2 separate regions of the Homo sapiens genome follow, and region 2 is linked to region 1. A link is a loop called in an ENCODE intact Hi-C map of the cell type or tissue named here. Cell type or tissue: mammary epithelial cell. All regions are shown on one strand. Links, peaks and the distances in the headings refer to the core of each region. The heading gives the core; the rest is flanking DNA. Region 1 has its middle 170 kb from the start of CNTN3. Region 2 overlaps LOC105377167 (a long non-coding RNA gene).

The links. Hi-C counts contacts between places; a loop is a spot of excess contacts. Peaks named below come from ENCODE experiments on the same cell type or tissue, not always from the same donor. Only the 100,000 strongest peaks of a DNase experiment are listed, where the experiment ranks them.
Region 2: a loop joins it to region 1, with 6 times the contacts of the local background. A loop is called at or near these places in 2 of 110 quality-filtered maps.

What each region holds. Positions count from the first base shown.
Region 1 is chr3:74,784,019-74,794,121 of GRCh38, forward strand. No RefSeq gene overlaps it. Among named protein-coding and RNA genes, the nearest start is that of CNTN3, 170 kb to the left of the region's middle. In mammary epithelial cell, for the core only: no CTCF peak of the experiment used is centred there; a DNase peak (open chromatin) is centred at 5,283; H3K27ac peaks cover 391 bases.
Region 2 is chr3:74,839,915-74,850,017 of GRCh38, forward strand. The region is part of intron 1 of LOC105377167 (a long non-coding RNA gene); the gene reads left to right. Among named protein-coding and RNA genes, the nearest start is that of CNTN3, 230 kb to the left of the region's middle. In mammary epithelial cell, for the core only: no CTCF peak of the experiment used is centred there; DNase peaks (open chromatin) are centred at 4,727 and 5,387; H3K27ac peaks cover 660 bases.

The sequences.
Region 1 (10,103 bases), core at 679-8,678:
GCCTATAGCCCCAGCTAGTCAGGGAGGCTGAGGCACAGGATTTCTTGAGCCCAGAAGTTTGAGTCCAGCCTGGGCAACATATGAGACCCTCATCTCACTTAAAAAAAGAAGAAGAAAAAATTAACCGTCATAACTCAGTAAATGTTTGTGTGTGATCCAATGACACTTGAGTTTATTTTTTGAAGTTATGAGTTAGATTAATTTTTAAAAGCAGGTATTTACTTTTAATTGATCATCTTAATATATTCTTCAACTAAGATAATTAAAAATGCTAACTTTTAATCCCAGTACACCAGATAAACCTTCACAGAGTGTGTATATGGTCAGCTTGACCCACCAGTTCATCTTTCCCCCTAGCCCATTGATAACCAGCATAGTACACAAAGAGGACCTCCATAAATATTTATTGAATTAAATAAACCTATGAATGTTGCAAGAAGTCAGCACCTGTTTGGAGGCAAAGATTAAACGATTTGCCAAACCTCAAGAATGTATTTATACAATGCATAACATACATTATGAGTGCTACTTGTTCATAACAAAATAATTTCCTTTAAATTATGAAATGTAAAAGTAACTAGAAATATTAACCAAATAAGAAATAAAATAACGAAAATTAATAATGAACATTCTAAACTCTGATTTAAGAGTTATAACAACCTTCCTAAGGTAGCCAAGTGATATTCATCTTTTTTCCCACAGTGCTCATTCATTTAATCATTCAAAAAATAGCTGCAGAATGCTACATACACAAAAAGTACTGATACAATCTCAAATATCCTTCTGATTAAATTCTGTAACCTTGGCATTGGCTGTGTATATATTACACACACACACAGAGGCACATATATACGTGTACTTAGTTTCTTTAACTAAAAGGCTACCTATTCAGGATGAACTTGTTTTCCCAGCACCTACTGTTATCATGCCTCCTGTCTTGTACATTCCTTGAGTGCATCTTGCAAAACGGCCTTGTATTTCAAGCTATGTTTTTTTTTTTTTTAAATCTGAACATACTTATGTTGGGAATAAAGTTTAAGGGGAAAATAGCATTTAAAAAACATTTTTTACTGCAATGTGAACAAAATCCAGGATAAGAAAAAAGAGCAAAATATGATTTTCTTGCAGGTCCATTCTGCTTAATCTCAGTGTTGGAATTAAGAGATACAACTTATAGAGAACACACACTGCTGCACCGGCCTGTAGAGAGTTAGAGCAGACTTGACGTACTGGTGGGTTGAAAAATCTGTCTCTGCCATGTGGGCAGAACCAGTTTCTTCTCTAGATGTCTCCTTGGCATTTTGTGCCCCATCAACCCTGGCTGCGTCTATTCCATTTCTAGGCAAAAAAGATTAAATATAGCTTAAGTATCTTATGCTATATTCTCCAAAGAATAACCTGAGAAAACAATATATATCCTATATATTCGTAACCTGTTATTGAGATATACACAGAATAATTAGTTGCTTATTAAATTTTGCTAAGACTGAAATAATGCATTGTAACCATGTAAACATGAAATATTTGTCAAAGTGCACAAATGAAGTGGAAAATGATTACCATCTATAGTCATTTAAAAAGGAAGTCTAGTCATTAACAAACTTCTTGATAATTCACAACTCAATCAGGCACAGAAAATAATAAAGTAGTAAGATAATGTGATTCTGATTTAGGGAGATTTAAAAAATGAGAATGGTTTATTATAGAATTTAGTAGTAAAACTCAGTGTCTAATTTCAAATAATTTTGACAACTAGTTGTAGTTCCAAACAACTAGTTGTAGGGATAATAATAACTTTCTCAAAAATTTTTAGTAAAATTTAAGTTAAATAACACAAGTGATGCATGTGGTTCAATACTTATCACATTGTAGTGCTTGATATAATATTCTAAGATGAAATCATAAAATCAAAATAAAAATAGTGTTTATGTTTGAATGTTTGGATTATAATTTTCTTGGGTTTTTAATAATTTTCTATAAAATAAATTTGTGCTAATGTTTGTCTAGTTCGCAACGGCCCAATACTTTGGAGTTGTAATAGTAACCATGTAATTGCAGAAAAGGTGAAAATATTGGTTGTGGCCTCTTGTATAATTCTCAATGGTTGTTTCATAATTTGTATCTATCTTGAGACCAATGAAAAGTGGAAATTAAAAGTATATAAAATGTACAATTTTATTACCTAGAAAGTTTTCTGCTTTCTGTACGTATATCCTTTCATAGCCCTGAGTGATCAACACTAGGGAGAGGGTCATGATCTGGCTGACAGAATGAATTATTTTTATAAGTGTCTTAGTTCATTCCTACTGATGTAACAAAATACCATTGACTGGGTAACTTATAAACAACAAACAATTTGTTTCTTATAGTTCTGCAGGCTGAGAATTCCAAGATCAAGACACCGGCAGATTTAGTGTTCAGTGAAGACCACTCTCTGCTTTCAAGATGGCACCTTGATGCTGTGTCCTCACATGATGAAAGGGAAGAAAGGTTAAAGGCACGAATAGCTCCCTCAAGCCTCTTTTATATGATTATTAATCTCATTTATGAGGACTCTGCCCTTATGACATCCTAAAAGCCCCACCTCTTAATACTTTATATCAGTGATCATGTTTCAATTTATGAATTTTATGGGGACATATTCAGACCGTAGCAATAAGGGTTGGAGAAATCATTTAAATTAAATAATATATAGATTGATAAAAGAAATACCTTGAATATATGAATATTTACTATACATTTATCTTTAAGGCATTCTCTTTTCTTGCACTTTTACAATAAATAGTGAATGATAACTTTATGTTCTCCTTATTTCTTGTTTTAGTCAGCCCTAACTCTTCTCACCTCTCATTTCAAACCACCCCCCGATCACAAGCAAAAACTATAACAATAAAAAAAAGTCAGACTTTGTTGCCCTTGTCCCAGAAGGGAGTTATCACAACTTCTTTTCTTTGTATTCCACTGCTAGTTATTTAAAATTTCTACTGGAATGAGAGAGATTACTTTGTTCTAGGATCTCACCTGAGACAAAAACCCTGGTAACCATAGCAGCATTGCCATCCAATCTCTTGAATCCACAACAAAATGTAGCTAGAAATGCTTAGTGCAGTCTCCCAAGGCAAACATTGCTGTGATGAGTGACAAATTGAAACAATGGGAACTGCTCCTGTTGCCATGGAAACAAGCCTTTCCATCTGAGTGGTTTCATCCCAGTATTCACAATCTAAAGCTTTGCAAAGGTATGCTAGACTTAACTCCCCTACTGGTTAGCACTCTCTACCAGACTAACACTGCTGAGATGACTGACATGAAAAAACAATAAGGGCTACTCCTTATTGCCATAGTAACCCATGTTTCCAGTAATTTGCCTTGATGGAAAGTTAAAAGAGCTGTGTAGCAGATGTCTACCATACCAAAATCAAATGACAGTTAAAAAGAATAAATGTGATAAGTTCCTTGGAACTTAAATGCATACCTATTGGGGTAAGTGTCAAGGAGGGTTGTGTTTTCTAAAAAAATTATACATGCTACAATACTTCAGTGAATCACAATTTAGATCATGAAGCACTGGAAGAAAATATGTTTATCCTCCTGCAAAGACATTTACGTAAAATACAATGAAGTTCTCTGAAGAGAATTAGCAAGCACTGAGTTTTTAAACACTGTTTTCTTTGGCAGTCTTTTGAAGGAAAGGACTCTGTTGAACGACATAATACAGGTATCTCAGTTGAATTAGCTGGCATATTTGTAACTAACCAGATATTGAGATGGCATTTGATTAGCAAAATTGTAAAGTTAAGGTGAATTCATGATCCGCACTTAAAAATTAAGATGAAAAACAGATTTTAAAAAATGCTTCCTGTGTAATGGATTATCTCAGGATTTGGCAATAACTTGATATATGAGACAGATATTGTAATAATTAACCCCACACAAATTGAGGCAATGGGCATTCTGAGAATAATGGAGAAACTGAGCCTTCATCTTGGACAGCTGGGTTCTATTATTTTTATTTTACTGCCACACTTCAATCTACACAACATGTACTTACTAAATATCCTTAGATAATTTAACCAAAGTGTAATTTTGGTCCTAATTAAGTGAATCTATAGTTCCAGATGCCATAGGCCATAGCTATATATACATTCTCTCTTTTTCACTGTGATATGCTCTGTAGTCATGAATGTGGAGCAGATCACAATTTCTCCTAGGACTAATGTTATGACTGGACTTTGAGTTCTAATCAACTAATATGGAGTAGCATGGAGTAAGTCAGAGCCTAACTTATCAGCCTACCAGATAGGCAGGTCTAAAACCCATAGCGCTCCAAGATGAAGGGAAATTGAATTAAAATATGTTATTAGTCCTTCGAAATGTGCATAAAGCACAATATGTATTAGTTACTCAGGATATCTCGTATACCACAAATTGTACCAACAGCTTCCATAAAACTACAGGGCCATCAGTATGAACTACTGAAAATAAATGGGTCAACCAGTATTTATATGAATGAAATATTTTCAAAATAATTGTACAGGGATATAAATGATGAGTTTGGGTACCTGTTCTAAAATTTACTAGCTATATGATTCTGTGAAGAAAAATCAAAAGAAAGATCAAATCAAATGATTCTGCTGTCAACACGCAACAATGAACACAGCCTTCTGTGGCCAAATGTGTGGTAATTCTTTCCACCAGGAAGAAGCAAGCAGTTCTGCAGTGGACACCAGCTGGGTGCTTTCTAATTTCATTTCCACGCTACCTGGCACTCTGATTTCCACCCTGATGTCACTCACCATCACGCCCAGCTAATTTTAGTATTTTTAGTAGAAATGGGGCTAAGTAGAGATGTTGGCCAGGCTGGTCTTGAACTCCTGACCTCAGGTGATCCACCCACCTCGGCTTCCCAAAGTGCTGGGATTACAGGCATAAGTCACCACACCTGGCCAAATACATACCTATTATAAAGCATAATTTATAAATTAGGCACAGAAAGAGATTAACAATAATAACTAATGATAAAACAATTATAACAACATACTGTAATAAAAGCTATGCAAATGTGGTCTCTCTCTCTCCCTCAAAATATATTTTTTACTGTACTCACCCTTCATGTGATAATGTAAGATAATAAAATGCCTACTTGATTAGATGAAGTGAGCTGAATGATGTGGACATTGTGACTTAGTGTTACACCACTATTGACCTTGAACACAAACACTGTGATAAAAGCACGAAGTTAGCTTGACAGTTGATCTGAGAAGTGAGGTGGCTACCAAGTGACTCATAAGCGCTGGTGTCTATAGGATGAATCACTTTATACCGTGGGGATGACTCACATACAGGTAGGAGGGAGCAGGATGGCATTAGATTTCATCACACTGCTCAGAATGGTGCAAAATTTAAAACTTACAATTTGTTTATTTCTGGAATTTCTCATTAAATATTTTTGGCTTGCAGTTAACCATATATACATGGGTATTGTATTGTTTTGGTTCCTCGTGCTGCACTGGACTCAATGACACTTTATTTTGTAAGCAAGCTGCCATCAGACTTTGAATTTCTTCAAAGCCCTCTTTGAAAACATTTGAAACAAAATATATTAACCCCCAAATCCAGAAAATTGAAAAATTGAAATGAGTCAATATCTAATGAAATGTCTACGAAAACACAAAATCCACTTTTCTTGATTGGTGGTAAAATTAGTATTTGTAAAGAATTTTCACAATTGAAAATAATATGTATAATGCATTTTTCTCTGTTTATAATAATTTCTGAATATGTAGGATCCAGGAACCCAAAGAAAATTTTAAATTTAATTAGTTACTTGTAGCTACATTATTTCACATGAAAGTAATGCAAATTCTTGCATTTAAAAATATTCACAAAATTATGGAAATTGAGTGCTTTAAAATGTGTTTGATAATATGTGAGTTGGGGATTCCAGAAGCTAGAGTGCTCACAGCTTTATAAGACAGCCTTGGGTATCCTTTTTGAGAGATGGTACAGAGATAGTGCCATCTCAAAGATTTTTAGGAGTAAATTTGACTATACTTGTTCTTCTTCTCACATACTAAGTTAGAAATGACGGTGTAAGATGTGACTCAGCTCTGTCTCTATCATGGCACTCCTGTGTCTGCCATTACAGTTATTTATGTTTGCTATGACATTTTTATAATCTTTTCCCATTCCTATTATTTAATTCCTCCTCTTTTAAATTATGTTTAGTGTTTATAGTTTAGATCCAAGTTGCTGGGCTTTTAACAATGTAACTGGGTTGACAAAATGCACATAGACTTAAATGTGCAGGAAAATTATAGCTTAATTATTTTACGTAACTTATCTAAACTTTTTCACAGGCTCTCTTCCTCTGGGCAAGGGGAAAAAACATGTTGCTGATCAGCAATATCTCAGCATTTTCCAGTTTTAATAGTATCTTTCAGTTCTAAATAGAATCTCTTTGATAAATATTCAGTCAGATTTGAAGCCAAGTTCCTATCAGGGCTGCTTCTATTTTCTCCCTCATCCTTCCCCAAGATGGTATCTGGATGTAAATGAAAGATCTTCATTGTGTTTCATGGGGGAGAGCTGTCTGGGGTTCTACCTGGTGTTGGACTCTTCTCAAAAGTGGCTAATCTGGTATTTGTGTGTTCACTGGTAGTGTCCGCTGAGTTGCAGTTATCTTTATTCATAGACAATCAGTTATTTCCGCTGCTATAGTCTATGGCTGGTGACCTTGTGGTCTGATCTTTTAGCTCAGTATTGATTACTGAGTCCCACTTCAGTAATTGTTGCTGTTACAGAACCATCCTGAAGTTTGCTGGTGACTGCCACTGAGCCTCATCCTCATGGTCAACCTTATCATTCTTAGATACAATGCCACTCTGGCCATACTGTTCTTAATAGTGAGTGAGTCATTTTGGGGACACCCCCCCAGCTCAATGTCTTACCTCACCATTTTCAACTTGTAATCCAAATCACAAAGTTCTCTATAATGTTTTTCTTTCTCTTTACATCTTTCTAAACTCAAACACAATTTCTGTTTTTAAAAAATGAAAAACACACACGCACACAGAAGCTAACTTAAGTTTTCACAACTCCATTGAACAAGATAACTTTTGCAATGTCTTTTAGTTCATTTAGGCTGTGTAACAAAATACTGGATAGCTTATGAACAACAGAAATGGATTTCTCACAGTTCTGGAGGCTGGGAAGTTGGAGACCAAGGCACCAGCAGATTTGGTGTCTGGTAGGGAGCTGTTTTCTGGTTCACAGGTGGTAACTTCTTGCTGTTTCTTCTCATGGTGGAATGGGCAAGGCAGCTCTCTGGGGTCTATATTATAAAGGAATTAATCTCATTCATGAGAACTCCATCTTCATGACCTAATCACCAACCAATGGCTGTCCTTATAATACCACCACCTTACAGGCTAATATTTCAACATATGAATCTGGGGGAGGGGCGAAGTCTTTAAGGCTCATTATAATCCATTTATCAATACTTCTTATCTTAGGCATGGTACGTTACAGTTAGTTTTGAAGTAAGAGGCTCTATTCTTTTGGATACTTGTGCTTGTGTGCAGGAGAGAGAATGACTTACCCAAGCTGTGCCAATCATATTCTTTTTCCAAAGGTGCTATGATGCAGCCCTTACTTATAATTCAGAGGAAGAAAGAAGAATGATTACTAGTGTAAAAAACAAATAAAATAGAAACAAAATATTTTTATGTTCCACATACCTTTCCATTTCTCGTTCTCATTATTTTCTGTAGCGTTGCTACCTCCTCACTTTTGGACAATGAAAAATACTTTGGATCTTCATAGTAAATGACTATTATATTTCCATATGCTAGCTCAAGTTGATTTCTGATATATTTAATTAAAGAATGAATTAACACATGTATGAGGTTTGTTTCTTTCATGACCAAATTACCTGACCAAAAATAAAATAAAGATTTTGATCTTTAGTTTTGGATGCTATAAATGAACATCAAACAAAAATGGTTCTGAGATTTTAGAGGAAGGATCATCTCAATTTGTAGCTCAGAAGTGTGACAACTCAAACTAGTCTTCTTGCAGTTGTAGCGATGAATAGAATCTTGTTTCTTCATATGAGTCTACACACTGCCAGCTTCATATTACCATATTGAGTAATTTAAACAGTTGCTACAGTTGCATCAGAAGAGAACATCAATTTCTATTGACTGACATTAAAAAGTTATCTGTTTGATTAGTATACTAGTGGATATTTTGCTTTAAATGCTGCTGGTATTTTTAAATCAAAATTGCTGTATTATCTTTTATTTTTAATTGGAATCTTAGCAATATTTTCCAGCTGTCTTGAAATACTGATGTTGGTACCTATTAGCTTTTCTTATTTGCATCCATTTCATTTTTTCAAGTTGCTGCATCTCAATTCTTTAGAAACAGTTTCCTCCTCATTTCATGAAGACTTTGTGAGACTGCCAACCTAGGTATGCTAGCTTGCTCTGAGACAGTCCATTGGATCCTGTTCTTTAGATCCTGATGTCGTTTCTGAACTTCCTAAGCCCTTTGCTAATTTTCCTTCAAACTTATAAGTTACACCATATTCTTCTTCAAAATGTCTTCTATGGGAAATACTATTCTACTGTTTCCAATCAAAGAATGCTAATAAATAAAGCCTATCAATCCTTGATCTGTTAATTCATTATCATGCTTTAATTCTTTTTAATTAATTCTTTTTGTCAATGTCCAAGTCTTGAAAAGGAAAAAATACAATGAAACACCAAAATACAGGTAGGTTTCACCACAGTGTTTAAAGTGTTGAAAGTAGAATTATTTCAAATTGTTTAAAATAATAAAGAATAATCAATATGATTTTCTGATAAATACTTTTTCATATAAAAAATTCTGTCATCCAAAATTACTCAACCTAATGCATATAGATTTACATGTATTTTTCCTGTCTTTTATAGCCTCATGAGAACTATTTTATGCAATCATACAAATATTTATAAATGTCTAAGAGTTACATAAAGCACTTATGTAAGTTTTAAAATATTGGAATAATATTTATACATACATAAAAGGGAAGAAACACATTTTTGCATACAAATGTATGTTGTTGCTTTATGTGAGTGTGTATATGTGTGAGTGAATATGTGTTCCTGCTCTATATTTGTTCCAAGTTACTTTTCATAAGTCGTCCCTTGACTACTCTGGGCTTCATATGATAGGTAGGGCTTTTAAACTATTTTAATTTTTAGGAAGAATTTTGGTGCTATCCATAAATAGCAAAATAGAATAGTCAATCCTTATATATTCATCACCCCAAACTGAGAATCAGCAAACAATGGCTAATTTGTTCCTATGGATTCACTCATCAACTCTTACCACTTTTGTAACACTTTGAAGTGAATCCCAGTCGTATATGCTTCCTCTATAAAGTGTATATTGGTTAAATGAAGGAATGTTATTCTTCTTTTAAAATAATCACAACATCATTATTATATCTAAAAACAAATTGGGGTTTTATTTCTGGTAAATGAGGGTAATATCAGGCCTACCCTCCTGATGAAATAATTACAGACTTCGGACAAATAACTGAAAAACAATTGTTTGAAGGCATTAAAGAGACACCAGAAGCAGAAAGAAACAGAAAGAATTAGAGTCCTTGAAATGAAAAAAGTAAACTAGGTACAATCCACGTTTAACCACCAGCTGGCAATGTGGAGACTCATGTGAAGAAAAGAGATTCTATTCATCTCTACAGCTGCAAAAATACTAGTTTGAGTTGTCACACTTCTGTGCTACAAATTGAGATGATCCTTCCTCCAAAATCTCAGAACCACTTTACTTCTTTTTTTTTTTTTTTTGAGACAGTCTTGCTTTGCCGCCCAGGCTGGAGTACAGTAGCACTATCTTGACTCACTTCAACCTCTGCCTCCCAGGTTCAAGCAATTCTTGTGCCTCAGCCTCCCAGGCAGCTGGGACTACAGGCATTTGCCATGCCTGGCTAATTTTTGTATTTTTAGTAGAGACGGAGTTTCATTATGTTGGCCAGGCTGGTTTCAAACTTCTGACCTCAAGATATTTTTCTTTGATGTTCACTTGTAGCATCC
Region 2 (10,103 bases), core at 1,255-9,254, 56 kb after region 1:
CCTTTTACAGCTGTCGCTGGTTTTCTCCCTAGCTTTTTAAATAACTGATGAAGTCGATGATGCAGTCATTACAGCAAGGAGTGACTGCGATTCCTATTATTTATTTGCAGATGGAAATAGAAAACTACCCTGATATCTGACAAATTGAGTTTCCAGGATGAATCAGAAAGTATTGGTTGTTGGGTTTTCTTAGCTTGGTAAGATAAATAAATAAATAAATCTCTCCTGTGTCTCTGAATGCATTTTCCATTTTAGACAGGCATACAAAAATCCTAAGCATGATTTAGATAGCTTCTAACACATAACGAATGGCATTATAAATAAGTTTGAGTGGTTGGAAAAATATAAGCACATTAAAAACAACAATTGGGCAGAAATATGAAACTGAAAGAAGTTTGAAAATCCCAGCTTGATACAGTTCATCTTAAAATGAACAAACCTACAAAATTTACATAAATTGCAGAAAAAAAGAAATAGGTTTAATCAGTGAATTCAAGGATATTAATAAAACCTATTTTTGCTGTAAGATTTCTAATGATATTCTGTAACTATGTGATTTAATTCCTGAATTGTAGCTCAGGAAGTTTACTTTCATGTTCTTGTGTATTATAACTTCGGAAAAGTTATTTTTTAGAAACACCATTATGATTCAGTGAAACACATCCCACCTGACTCACTTCAATTCAGATGATAACTCAGTGGAGCATATTATCATTAACAGGGTGATCATATATCCCTTTGTTGTTATTTGACAAAATTTATAGGATTATAATTTCAACTTAGTGCTTCTGCTGAGGATTGGTACTTGAAATGCTGAAAAATGAGGCAGAAGCTCAGGGAACATTCTTTCTAGAGAACCTAATATTATACCACCACAATCTTTTTTTTTTTTTTTTCGTTTCTTTTTTTTTTTTTTTTTTTTTTTTTTTTTTGAGACTGAGTCTCACTCTGTTGCCAGACTGGAGTGCAGTGGAGTGATCTCGGCTCACTGCAACCACTGCCTCCTGGGTTAAAGCGATTCTCCTGCCTCAGTCTCCCAAGTAGCTGAGACTGCAGGTGCGCACTACCACGCCCAGCTAATTTTTGTATTTTTAGTAGATACGGGATTTCACCATGTTGGCCAGGATGGTCTTAATCTCTTGACCATGTGATGCTCCCACCTCACCCTCCCAAAGTGCTGGGATTATAGACGTGAGCCACTGAGCCCGGCCCACAATCTTTTATTTCTCTAAATAAATTCATTCAGAAAAAAATTTGCGAGGTAGATACCTTGGCAAAAATTCATATAAATTTTAAGGACCTTGAACCGGAAAAAGCACATATTCTTGTTTGTTTTTTTTTCTTTTTTTTTTTTTTAACATATATTGTCTATCCTAAAAGTTACATCTTGGTAAAAGAAATGACAATAATTTTTCATGATCATAATTATTGATTGCAATATTTGAAAACAGATTCCTTTCTTCCTTCCTTCCTTCCTTCCTTATAGCCCTAACAAGGAGGAGTTAAGTGGAGTCCCTACCTCAGCAAAAAAAAAAAAAAAAAAAAAAAAAAGGAAAAGGAAGAAGAAAAAGGAAACAGTAAATAACAATTATCTCATAATCTTATATTCTTAATCCGTCTTCGTCATTACCAGATTTTAGATATAGAATGAGGGATGTCAGAAATGCAGATTTTCTGAATCTTTCCATATGTAAATGACACAGAATGCTACTTTTTCTTGAAACAAATACTTTACATGTTGTAGGAGAAAAAAATGGCACAATTGCAGTTCGAGTTTCAATCACTCCACTGCTTGTTTCCTTGAAGTTTTGCCTTAGAATTAAAGAATGGAGGTGATATCTTCTGAAGCTCCTTCTAGTTCTGTAATGTTTTTGATTTTCAAATGTGAAATGAAACCAAAGATAAACATGTCCTGCTTTTAATAGGTGTTTTGTAGCAAGTGCCACAATGATTTTCCTTCCCTATCCATTTTCCTTGTTATCCACACTTACCCTCCTCTTTCCCCAGGCGCAAAAGTAACAAAATAGATAATAACTTTGCTACTCTTTACCATCCTCTCACTGTAAATTGTTATCCATTTCAGCAAATAGCTCATTGGAGAGTGAGATTACTTCCTGCAAAAAATGTAGAAGGGAGTGATTTAAAAACTCAGTTATCACTTCCTTAAGCTGAAATAATGGAAGTAGTCCCTTTAATCAGTTATCTTTTTTGTGGACATAGAATATATCACTAGTTATTTGTGTGTGTGTGTCTGTGTGAGAGAAATTATCTCTTGATAGAATAGGAGTGCCTCTTGAGTATTTCACATATTATATGCTTAGAAAACCGGGTCAGATTAGCTCAGTTACACTGCCAAGGAGAAAAGCCAAATAACAGTGGACAAATGGCATATGTTTTGTTTCAGTTTTTAGTTCACCAGCTGACAATTCCCTGGGGACAGACAACTAATCTTTTGACTTTGAGTGCATTTCTGTGGCTGCATCCCCACACATCTGTATTCTAAACTTCAAGCCCCATTAGTATGTAGAATACTAGGTAGAGCCCTGATGAAGGTTTATTTGGCACAGAAATCATCCTGTTATGCACAAGTGCATAGAATTAAAATAATAATTTCTAGTTGATTTCATGCTTCCGTAGCTTAATGGTCTCTAATGCTACCAGTAGATCCATTATACATATTTTTATACAGGAAAGATGTGGGGAAAGAAAATGTCAGCTTTTGAATAAACCTGTGTCCAAATTTAATCTAAAATGAAATTGAAAAGAAAATTGGAAATATGACTTTTAGAGGATTTACTACTTTCTCTTTTCTGAGTAATTTGATACCAAGGTATTCATAATGATCAGTGAAGTACTAAGGACAATTTTATGCTCATCTCTACACCAACATGACATCTCCCGTTTTTCCTTTAAGTGCAGTGGAATGTAATTAGCCAACAGCTTGGGGCTTGATTAAAATGTCACATTTTATAAATTTATGGTCATCTTCTGTGCCTTCCTGAAAGTGAAAGACTTAAAATTTGACTAGACCTGCATGCCAGGGAGAGGTATTCATTCATTAAGGAAAAGGGAAATGGACTCCTGGCGGGTGTTCAGGAGTTTCTATCCATTCCCTTATATTAGGCATGTAAAGGGCTTATACAAATTAAATGTGTATTATAATCATTAATTTATTTAAAAACAAAAGCTATAAAACTCATCCTCTCAATTATTTAGAATTAATATTAAAACTAATGATAAAATTAGGGTCTGATTTTTTTTTTATTGCTTCGAATCTCCTATTAAACAAACTAGAGATGGGGGTAGTAGATTGAGTTATTGGGCCTAATTTTTTAGCCTGTCCTGAATCCTTGTTTATTGCCATGAAACTCTGCAATTCTTCTAAAATCAAGAAGAGTATACTTTCTACCTCTTGACCTTTAGCTACACCGTGAGACTCACTTTGGCCAGTGGAATGTGGTAAAGTGACAGTGGCCAAATCTAGGACTTAAGGGGGTTTGCACATGACCACTGGTTCCTCTGCAATTAAATGCAAAGATCTTTCCCAGAAAAATAGTTGCCTCTTTGCTTGGAATACACTTGAGTAAGGAGTCAAGCTCAGCCAGACGTGCAAGATGTTGTAAAGTCACTCAGAGGATCTCTCCTTAGATCAGCCACTCATCATCCAGCAGACCCACAGATGTGAAGAATCATCATCCATCGTCACCACTTAAATTCCCTGGTTGTAGGTTAGGCAACGATACTTGACTGGTATAGAAATATAGAGAAAGAATATTTAGAATAAGTAAATAGCACTGCTCATGGATAACTCTTCTATACTCCAACACAAGCAAGTAAATTACTCACTTTCGGGGTAATTTAGCAGACTTTATTTTTAAAGTAATACATTTAAAACATAGGGGTGCTTAGAGCAGAAATGCCCTGCATCAAGTAATTTTTTTAAGAAGCAAGCACTCATGAGATATTAGTTGTTTTTCTGGTTGAGAAATAGGGGAGCTTATTAATTTAATACAGAATAACTTCATAATGTTATTCTACCTGTATCATATATCATTCGAGTGTCTCATTTGAAGACAATGGAATTTAGTCTTAAGCGCCAAGGGATTCATTAAGGGGCTTACATAACTTATGGAATCATTGGGAAGGCTGCAAAAACAAACTATTTTGAGCTTCTAGGAATGAGTCTCAAAACCCATTTCAGTACTGGGCCCCCAAGGTAGCCTAAGCGTGAGCCCTTACCAAGAAGTGGTTGTCCCCGCTGCCATCTCCACAACCACCTAGCCTGAGTTGGAATCACACAAGTAACACTTTTGCCTTCTTTCCCGCATAACTCAGTTTTGAATCAGAGTCTCCCTATAGTGCTTCTGATCAATAAAACATAGAGGTAGAAGGAGGTCAGTAAGCATTTGTAGGATGACTGGCGTGTCTACAACAGTGTAGGCACTGGCGAGACAACCAGAAACAGAACAGAGACCCCTGTCCTCAAGGAGTGTCCATTCTGGAAAGGGAAATAAATTAAATACATAAAAAAAATAGGGTGTTGGATGGTGAAATGTTGTCCAGGAAAATAAAGGCAGCAATGAGTAGGCAATGCCGTGGAAAATGGTATGTACCCTAAATATTTTGGTCAGAGAAAGCCTCACTTTAAAAGTGACAGCTGAGCAGAGTCTCAAAGGAAGGGAATGAGTGGGTTATGCAAACATCTGGAGGAACAGCATTCCAGAAAGAGGAAACAGCAGTTCACAGGCCCTGGGGGAGTAGGAGAGAGCAGACCTGAGTTTCCAGGGAACAACTAAGAAACCAGTGTGAAAAAAGAAAAGGGGAGAGTAGAACACAAGGGCCCCAGAGAAGTAACATAGAGACAGATTGTGTGGGGCATGATAAGGACCTTGTCCTTTACCCTCAGTGAAATGGGAAGACATTGGAGGATTGGACAAGATGAGCAAATTAAATTGCCATTTTTTCCCACTTTTTGAAAAAAAGGTGCAATCCACATAATATAAAATTAACCATTTTAAAAAGTGAACAATTCAGTGGCCTTTAGTACATTCACAAGGTTGTACAATGATCACTTGTATCAAGTTCAAAATTATTTTCATCACTTCTCAAAAATACTCTGTACCAATTAGGCAGTCATTCCTATCTCCCCTCCCACAGGTCCTGGAAAACACAGATCTGCTTTTTGTCTATGTAGATTTATTTGTTCTGTTAATTAATATACATAGAATCACACTGCATGTCATCTTTTGAATCTGACTTCTTTCACTAGGCATAATGTTTTCAAAGTTCATTCACACTGTGGCATGTATTACATATTAGTGCTTCATTCCTGTTATGGTGAATAACATTCCATGGTATGTATCCACCACATTTTTTATCCAGCCATCATTGACCCACTTATCAGCTGTTTTCACCTTTAAGCTATTGTGAGTAATACTGAGGTTCACAATAGTACTATTATATTCATGTGTACTATTTGTGCACCAGTAGTTGTTTCAGTACCAGTTTTCAATTATTTTGTGTGTACACCTAAGAGTGAAATTGCTGGGTCATACGTTAATTCTATACTTAACTCTTTGAAGAATCACCAAATCACTTTCTACAGTGGCTGCATCATTTTACTTCCCTACTATCAGTTTCTTCACATCTTTGCCAGCACCTATTATTGTCTCTCTTTTTTTTATTATAGTCATCCAATTGGGTGTGAAGTGGTATATCATTTTGCTGTCATTTTTCCAAAACAAAATTACTCTGGCTGCTATGGTGAGAATAGTCTGTATGAGGGTAAGGATGGAAGCTACAGTAATTGGAAGAGGATGTATCTTTTTCGGTAATAACTACTCTGGTAGAATAGCAAATGAATTTGCATTGTCTGTTAAAGAGATCTAGAAACGTACCAAATGAAAAACCATAGATCTACAGTTTTCCACACATAGAAAATCATGTACGTTGTGTTAAAAGAAAGAAGAAAAAGTAAAAGTAGTAACATCTTCCCAAAATGGTCACAGAATTTATACCATTGCTTCATTTTTGAAAGAAGTCATGAGGTTTTGGAAGCCAAGGCCCGTGATTGGAAGTGAATTTTGGGTTCTGTATTAGTCATTTTCCCTTCGGTTGTTAGAAACAAAAGAGCTGAATGAAAACTGGATTGTCATAATGGAATTAATTTTCTCATGTAACTGGTATACTAGTGGGATAGGAATAGCCTCACATTCAGTTTAGGAAAAAGTCTCAAGTGATGCCACTACAGGTCCCAGTTTCTCAATTTCACCTTTTTTGTGGTGTTTGCATGACTTTAGTACTTCCAAAATTTATTTTGTCTCAGCTTTAAATCCTTCAGGAAAATGTGATTTTTTTCCCAGATGTCCTAGCAAATGTTCCATGGTACCTCACTGATTCTGATTGGTTATGAGCCAATTATAACGTACCCATTAAGGTACCACATCTATTAAATAGATAGCCAGTCATCAGCAGATCTCAGGCACTATATGTATTCTTGTTAAATGCAAATCCAATTTATACATTGTTAGAAAGATTAAGCAGAAAATACAGAGCTCATTGTTACAAGAAGTGACGAATTGTGATGAACAGCCACCTGTCCCACTTTATATATATTTTGAAAAGCCATTTATTGTGAAGTGAGCAAACACTCTTGAATGCATATTTATAAAGATTGTTCCATTATCTGAAAGACAGAAGCAGGGATGTGCAAAGTGAAGAATGGAGTCAAAGTCAAGTTTAAGAGAATAGGAAGAATTAGGAAACAATGAAGGAAATTCATATGGGCTTACATAATCCCAGGTAGCAAGGTGGAAAGTAGGAATAGAAAAGATTGATTACAAAAGGTTGCCGTGAGTTCCACCAGTTTGTAATTATTTGGGCTATAGGCCCTGGAAAGTTAGAAGAATTTGAACTTCAAGGGTCATTTTAACTGTAACAGTCCAAAAACCTTACCTGCTATCTCAATCTATCATGAAGATTCGTAATCAGTGCTCCATGAAGCCCTTGAAATTATGTGTAAAATGTGTGTGTGTGTGTGTGTGTGTGTGTGTGTGTGTGTGTGTGTATCTATCTTTGAGTTGGGTCTATTCCTTTTATCATATTCACAGAAGGGCTGCAGTCCCCAAGAAAGAATGAATTGCAGGTCTTTTAAAAATGTAGACAATTTATTCACACTTGGGATTTAGAAGGGAAACATCTTTCAGTGACTTACTAAGCAAAATATGACAAGTGATGAGGTACAGAGAGACAGAGAGACTGCCGAGTGTGTTAGACTGAGAATTTGGGCCAAGAGGAGGACAGAACAGGTGATTAATTTCCACCGGACAGCTTACCTCAGAACGACACTCCGGGAATCTCATTTATTCATTTGTCAGCAAATTAAATGTCAGCAAATTGGGCCAACATATTCAGAAGTTACTATGTGTCAGGATTGTTTCAGAGCTGGTTTAACCAATACCAGAACAATTAGCCACATGTAGCTATTTGGTACTTGAAGTGTGGCCAGTGCCACATATAGAAGTGATAATATTTTTGAGATTTATAATACCTTATTACATATAATAAATATATTTTTACATTAGTTTTACCTTTTGCCATTTACTGTTTTAATGAAACTTCTAGAAAACTTTAAATCACTTATGTGCCTCTCATTGTATTTCTATTGGACAGCACTCTTCCAGACACCAGCAAAGACCCTCTGCTTATGGACCTTAAATTCTAGTGAAAGAAAGCAGACAATCAACAATAAGCATCCTAAGTGAAGTCTGTGGTAGGTAGAAGGTGATGAATAGTACGGGAAAACAGAGAAATAGAGCAGGAGAAGGAGATCAGGTATGGTGGGATGGTAGAAGGCATTTTTCAATGTAAGGGTGATGGCAGGTTGCTTTAAGAAATTCGAACTTTTGAATAAAGTCTCATGCAGGTATGGAGGATAAGTTTGTAGGCCCTGGGAACAGCAAGTGAAAAAACCTAATGTGTAAGCTTGCCTGACTTGTTTGGGGAGCCAGACCTCAGAGGCTGGAGAAGAGTAGACTAAAGTCAGGGAGGCAAAGGCTGTGGGATTGGACAGATCATGTGGTGCTTACAGACTTAGACATTGACTCTGGGTGAAATGGGAATCCAATGGAGGGTTTTTAGAGGAGGGATGGCCCAAATTTGATTTAGATTTTAAGCAGATTGCCCTGGCTGGTATATTGCAGTCAGATCATAGAGAGGCAAAGATGGAAGCAGGAAAGCAGCTTGCAGGCTACTGTAGTAATCCAGGTGGGAGACAAAGGTGACTCAGATCAAGGAGGTTTGGTATAGATACTTAGAAAGGGTCAGATCTCAAAACCATACAGCTCACCAGGAAAATACCTCCAAAGCTTCAGACTTAGGACAAACCAGGGAGACCTGAAGTTACTGGCAGGTTTTGCTGCCAAAATAATATAGAATTTATTCATTGGTCTGCTTATGTACAGATTTGAGCTCTGTTCCCTTTATCCCCACACAAGCTTTGAGTTATTTATATGTCCCTTAAACAAGCTCAAGCCTTTTGCTGGAAAACAATTATCCTTAGGAGCCGGGAGCTTTGCATATTTGATGATCAGATATGCATTTCTGGTTCAGCGTCTTTCTGGAAATTCTATTTTCTATTAAATCTCAGATGGATGGTAATAATAAATGTTTGTTTAGCAGCAGCTGGTCCCAGATTGTTATCCTGTCGTGAACATATTTTATTTATTTGTCTCCATTTTTTTAACCTCTTTTGGTAACCTTTCCTTTTTTCAAGGCTTTATACGTGAAATAAAAATGTGTGCTGCTTAATCTGTTCACTTTCCAGTTTCTCTCACTGAATTAAGTGCAATTGTATTTATACAAAAGGCCTCATGCAACTTGCTATGCATCACTGCTGATTTAAATAAGAACATGGGGAAAAAAAGAGATCTTCCAACATTATATAATGCTAGGGCAAATACTCCTCTTCTTAAAGTGTCTTTGTAGGGGAATCTTTAATGTTGACTTTGTACTGAATGGGTATGTTGCTTTCAAAAAAGTTAATCTAGTGTTAGATTTGAAAGCGGTAAGGGAAGAATGAAAGGAAGAACTTATCCCCATGAAGTATACTGCAGCATCGATGCTCTTCTTATCTTGTCCTAAGTGAAATGAATTCTTTTTTTAAAAAAAATGGACTATAATGTTCTGTTTATACTCATTCCAACTGGGTGGTAAAGTTTATCTTATAACCATATCATCCAGATCACTTTTAGGTAGCATTTACTACCAAAAATCCTAACAGAAGTCATTTATTCTTAGGCCTATATAAATTTACCAATTATTTTTTTCTAACTAAATTTATCTAAATTTACTGTGAATGAGTCAATTGTTCAAAACCATTATGAAACACCACCAAATAAACTAATAAATAAGAACAAGCTGCTCTTGACTTCTGACCACTTGCCTCTGAAGGCAGAATTGAATAGTTGGTAAGGCCGTGGTCTTTGGTGACAAACAGATCTAAATTCTGCGGACCCCAACCTTCTGACTTATTAACTTTGGAACCTTAATCAAGATATTTAGTATTTCTAAGCCTCTGCTTTCTTAATTACAGAAATAGGAAAACCTCTGCTTATCGTGTTGCCTCGAGCCTAAAGGGAAATGAAATACTATTTGTGCATTAGCTTTCAATGGCTGCATAACAAATTACTGTGAGCTTAGTGTCTTAACTCAACAACTATTTCATTATTCCACAGTTCTGTAGGCCATAAATTCAGATAGGCTCAACTGGGTACTCTGTTGAGGGTATCATGAAGCTGAAATGGAAGGTGTTGGGTGTCGGTCTACCTAGGCTCCTAACCAAAAGTTCTGGGGGCTGACAACTCCCCAGTGCATAACTCTCTCCACTGAAGGATGTTTCCAGGCTCATTCGGGTTTTCGCTTGAATTTGGTTCCCTGTGGGTTTGGACTGTGGTCTTCATTTCCTTGCTGGCTCTCAACCAGAAGACATTCTCAGCTCCTAAAGGCCACCTTCATTTCCTGGCTTGCGGTCCTGTTCCTCTTCAAAGCCAGTAATAGCATGTTGAATCCCTCTTGTACTTAGAATCTTCCGACTTCCCTTTACA